2 separate regions of the Homo sapiens genome follow, and region 1 is linked to region 2. The links are chromatin contacts, found by Hi-C or POLR2A ChIA-PET in ENCODE. All regions are on one chromosome and are shown on one strand. The core of a region is the stretch at or near the end of the contact, and the rest is flanking DNA. Distances in the headings are between cores, read along the strand shown.

Region 1 (2,700 bases), core at 76-2,575, 50 kb after region 2:
TTAGTGTGTTTATGAGTGACCAGAGACAATGCTTATTCCAATGTGGCCCAGGGAAGCCAAAAGATTGGATACTCTTGATACAGAGTGTGAGAGAAAGAGGGGCAAGGGTGGCTGAGTTTGCAGTTCTGTGCACCTGGAGCAATGAGTTGCTCTTTACTTGCATGACAAGAACGAACAGAGGCAGCTATAGCCAGGAAGTACAGGAGAACAGAAGTGGATATGTTAGGCTGAGATTCTTAGTAGCTACCCAAATAGGGATGTTGAGTAGGCAGTTGGATACTTAAGTTCTGATATAGACTAGAAGTCCAGGCCGTAGATGTAAATTTGGGATTATTCTGCATACATATATATGTCATTAGCTAGAACTTTGTCATGTAGTCAGGCCATCTACAGCTGCAAAGAAGGCAGAAAAGGAGAATATGTACCATCTCCAACTTCCATCGAGAAAGGCAGCAGACAGAAAAGGATGGGAAGGTCTGCTGGGTCATTCAACCAACAATGTCTGTATTACCTAACTTCTCAGCTCTTCCTGTACAAAATAAGAATAATAAAGTCTACTTTATATGATTATGGTCAAAATTACATGAGATAAGCTATAGAAACAGGCCAGGAGCCATGGCTCACGCCTATAATCCCAACACGTTGGGAGGCCGAGATAGGCAGATCACCTAAGGTTAAGAGTTCGAGACCAACCTGACCAACATGGTGAAACCCTGTTGCTACTAAAAATACAAAATTAGCGGGGCGTGGTGGCACATGCCTGTAATCCCAGCTACTCTGGAGGCTGAGGCAGGAGAATTGCTTGAACCCAGGAGGTAGAGGTTGCAGTGAATGGAGATCACACCATTGCACTCCAGCCTGGGCAACAAGAGTGAAACTCCATCTCAAAAAAAAAAAAAAAAAAAAAAAAATAGGAAAGAAACATAGCTCCTGTTATAATAGGACCTTTAAATATAGAAGTTCCCCTTTCTTTCCTTTCTGTGACCTGAGATGTCATGGAAAGTCCTTCATTAGCTCACCCCATATATTTATTTTTGGACTTCCTCATTGAACAAAATGATGACACTGCTATTTTTATAATCACTACTGCCGCAAAAAACAGGAACTTTTTCTTGTCCCCCAAAACCACAGATTTTCCAGAGCCTCACTGGTCAAGCTGGGCTCTTGCTTCTCAGTCCCACTTTCTTCTTATCTCAGGGGTTCTGTTTTTAATTTGACATTTCAGTTTCTGTGCATAACCATGGTAGAAGGATTTCCAGATTCTTGGTAATCATTAACCAACTCAAGACAGGCATAGCCCTGCCCTGCCTCCCCCTCAGCTGAGGCCTTGCTGGAGAATGTCTGGGAAGGGCATTCACAGAGCACGGAGACGTCCAAAGCCGCATGGAGGGTGCCTGGTGAAAGGCCAAGTGGGGGCCGAGTGTGGCCATGCCATGGGACAAGGTTGAAGAGAGCCTAATGGCATCTGAGGAAAAAGAACTCTAAGGAAGCTATTCTTGGGGAAACGGAACATTCACCCCCAAATCTGGCCAAGCACTGTGCAGTAGACTTCTTAGGCTCCTTCTCAGCCTTATCGTTGACTCGATATTTACTTTACCCTCCCTTCCCCCTGTGCAGGGAGAAGGCCGAGACGTTTATGCCTATAGAGCGGGCCATAAAATCTTGACTCTTAGATAATATCATTTTATCATTCTTTGTAGTAGGAAAACAATAAATATTTTAAAATATGTTTGTCTGTGTTTTCAGACTTAGTGGCCAACCTGTGTGTGTGTGTGTGTGTGTGTGTGTCTGTGTGTGTGTGTGTGTGAGAGAGAGACAGAGAGAGAGAGAAAGAGAGAGAGAGAAAGAGAGAAAGAGAGAGAGAGTCTGCTAGGCCTGCCATAACAAAATACCAGACTGGGTGTCCTATATAACAGAAATTTATCTTATAGTTCTGGAGGCTGGAAGTTCAAGATCAAGGTGTTGGCAGGTTTGGTTTTTCCTGGGGCCTCTCTCCTTGGCTTGTAGATGCCGTCTTCTCCTGTGTCCTCACAGGGTCTTCCCTCTGTGTGTGTCTGTGTCTTACATCTCTTGTTCTTATAAGGAGATCAATTGTTGTGGATTTGGACCCACACATATGGCCTCATTTTACCTTAATTACCTCTTTACAGATTCTTTCTCCAAATACAGTCACATTCTGAGGTACTGAGCATTAGAACTTCAATATATGAATTTTAGAGGGACACAGTTTAGCCCACAACAGTGTGTGTGTGTGTGTGTGTGTATGTAACAGTGTATATACACACACATATACATACACGTAACATATATACAGACATATATAGTCACACACATATGCAGACACACACACACTGTTATGTGTGTGTATATATACAGTTATATACAGTATGTAAAAACCCATACTATATATAAAATATATATTATGTAGATTTTTATGTATACTTCTTATTACACACACATCCACACAATTCTGAGATACTGTCCAATTGTGCTTGAAACTTCCTCCTGTCTGCCTTGGGTAGCTTTCCCCATAAAGTAGACCTCACATTTCTCTGCTCTTCCGGACACTTGTTGTCTGCATTAGTTAATCTTTGCAAATTTCTCTGCAGGGCAGGCTCCCTTAACCTTCTAACCTCACCATGACTGTTAAGTAGGAACGGAATGGAGGCACTCTGCTCCGGGGAAACTTCACCAGTGGAG
Region 2 (2,702 bases), core at 63-2,562:
CTTGGCTTTAAAGTCATCTACAAGCCTGAACTGAGAGTCTTAGAGACTTTCAGGCCAGAAGGTACTAAGAGGTTTGTCAAGTCACAGACTGAAGAAAATATTTGCAATACATATATCTGATAAAAGACTGGGCATCTCTCTGGAATATCAGTTTCTAAGAAATGGTGCTAACACATCCTTATAATAAATCAGAAAAACGGTGCCTGGTAACTCAGGTTTCCACATGCAACTCCTTTCATTACTGGAAATAAAAATTGTTTTACTTTGACCAAAGTAGATGATGTCTTCCAGTATAAAAAAAAAAAAAACACTCCTCCCCAGCATCAACCTACCTCTGTTGTTTTTGTACATGAATATGTTATTAGCAGCAATGACAGACGGCTAACATCTGAGTCCAGCCACTTGACAATCATTCGAAGTCAGCAGGAACAGACGTGCTGAAATAAAAAAAGACGAGATGAAGTGCTCTACCTAGGGAACACCGCCTTGCAATATATACGTGTCACTGACCTCTACTTAGGAATGTGAGTGCAAATTGTCCTCTGGCTATGGGCAACAACATAAGCCACGAAATGAAAGAGCTCCAAATAAATTAAAATGATAAATTTAGCGATTTAGTGTGAACATAAAAAGCTTTACAACTTCACGAATTAAAAAAACAGTTTCAATGTTAGAAGTCAAGAGAGCAGCTCCCTTTAGGGGGTGGGGTGGTAGTGGGCAGAGGAGAGCCTGGGGGACTTCTGTCTTCTGTTTCTTGGTCTGGGTGCTGAGAACATAGGCGTGTTCACTTTGGAGGAATGCTCCAAGCTGCACATCAAGATATATGCTCTTTCCCGTATGTGTTATGTTTCAAAAAAGCTTACCCCTTCCTCCTCTCAAAAAGCATTTTTTCCCTTTCATTTTTTTATTTCTTCTTCTTCTTCTCTCTCTCTCTTTTTTTTTAACTAGATACACGCTGAACAAACAAAATATGCAAAGAATAATAGTTTGAAGGGGTGCCAGCATGCTAGCGTGCCTCTGGAAGCGTACATGCCTTGGTCTGGACTGGGCATCAGATGTGCATTTTCACTTGATGTAATTCATTTCCTTGTTCCATGACCCAGCTTTCCTCTTTGGGGTAAAGGCCCGTCCAGCATTTTTCTTGGACAAGGTCTCCACCTTTGCTGCATCCAGGGAGACTCCTTCAGTGCCACGGTCCTGCCTCAGGTTAGTTTCCTTGTACGTGTTGCCTGGCTTTGTCAGGTCTTAATGCCATCCTGAAGCTGGTAAAATGAGCCAAGTGACTTCATCTCTCATGGCACACCTTGAGGACATTACTTGGGCACAAGCCAATTCACTGCTCACAGCCCGAGAGACATTTTTTTCCCATGAGCTAGCTCCTCTCCTCCTCTCTCACAAATAACTTCCTCTATGGGAAAGGACACATCAGAGAACAAGGAGCATTGTAACGGGTGAGAAATATGCTTGACATGGGGAAGGAGATGCCGTCCTCACTCCCTCCTTCCCCACCCTCCCACACTCATCTGTCAACTCTAATTTCTCACTAATGCTTGGGTTTCACTCTAAGCTCCCTTTGCTTGCTCGTGCCCACCAACAGAAATATCCAGGAAAAGAAAGAGCATCAGGAATGACTGGCCTGTGTGCAAGCAATTCCTTGTTGTTGCTGACTGCCTTCTGCAGCTTGGCGAATTTGACTCTTGGAATGCACGGACAGAAGTAGCATTTTTCTCTCCACCAGAAGTCTGACACTGACCATGTCAATGAGCGTCAATTGGCAGTACGTGTGTGTTGGTTGACCCTTTACATCAAGACCAAGCTAAGCATTTGCTTTCCTTTGGTCAATTCCACTGGTCCTTCCTTTTGGTCAATCCCATCGCTCTCTGACCCAGGGCCAGAGGAACATAGCATTTCTCCTAACTTGGACAATGTTGCAACACCAAAAAGGCTTGTACTGAAGTACGGAGGAGGTAGATGTGAAGAGTCATCCTTTTGTCAGATTGCAAAGGTGTTGCAGCCCATTAGTTTCAGGATGTTTTTATTTTGTTCCCTTCCAGTAAATGTTTTCAGAGATTTTGCCTCGGGTTTTTAAAGATGTTTTATAAGTTATGGGTCTCTTTAAAATTTTTAATCATCTTAATGAGGTATAATTTATATACAATAAAATGCCTAGACAGTGATCCCATTTGATGGATTTTACAATTATATATACCCATCCAAACCAAGATAGAAAACACCTCCTTCACCCAGAAAACCCCTCATTTCCTTTTCCAGTCAGTTCCCTCACACACACTCACTCCTGCCCTACCCCCAGCCCCACTAGAGCCTAGGAGAAGTCACTGTTCTGATTTCTTTCACCATAAGTTAGCTTTGCTTCTATAAAATGTAGCACCTCAGTATATATTCTTTTAGGTCTTGCTAATTTTGCTCAACATAATGTTTTTGAGATTTGTTCATGTTATTGCCTTTGTCAGCAGTTTGTTCTACTTTATTGCTGAGTAATATTCCATTGTACAAATATATGACAATACATTTATCAATTCTCCTGTATGAGTACAATGGAATTGTTTCTATTTGGAGCTGTTACTAAGAGTGCTGTGAGCACTCTTGTAAAAGTCTTTTTTATGTTCTTTTTTTCCATTTCTCTTGCATAAATATCTGAGAGTAGAATTGCGGGGCCATAAGTAGGTTTATGGTTAACTTTA

Evidence for each region. A loop is a pair of places that touch in the nucleus more often than their neighbours do. ChIA-PET counts read pairs that join two places held with the same protein, here RNA polymerase II (POLR2A). Pooled maps may share reads with other maps.
Region 1: a loop to region 2 is called in a map of Calu3, with 10 times the contacts of the local background. The contact joins two enhancer-like sites. A Hi-C loop is called at or near these places in 3 of 168 maps with a recorded cell type or tissue (Calu3, MCF 10A and mammary epithelial cell), 1 of 37 single-sample maps with no recorded cell type and 3 of 50 pooled maps. POLR2A ChIA-PET finds 5 or more read pairs at or near these places in 9 of 52 experiments (A549, BJ, GM12878 and 6 more).

What each region holds. Positions count from the first base shown.
Region 1 is chr6:12,362,731-12,365,430 of GRCh38, forward strand. No RefSeq gene overlaps it. Among named protein-coding and RNA genes, the nearest start is that of EDN1, 74 kb to the left of the region's middle. RefSeq lists an enhancer at 886-1,205. Within about 2 kb of position 1,326, at least 10 of the 41 ENCODE cell types and tissues checked have a DNase peak (open chromatin) inside an H3K27ac peak, as active enhancers do.
Region 2 is chr6:12,313,024-12,315,725 of GRCh38, forward strand. No RefSeq gene overlaps it. Among named protein-coding and RNA genes, the nearest start is that of EDN1, 24 kb to the left of the region's middle. Within about 2 kb of position 1,313, at least 9 of the 41 ENCODE cell types and tissues checked have a DNase peak (open chromatin) inside an H3K27ac peak, as active enhancers do.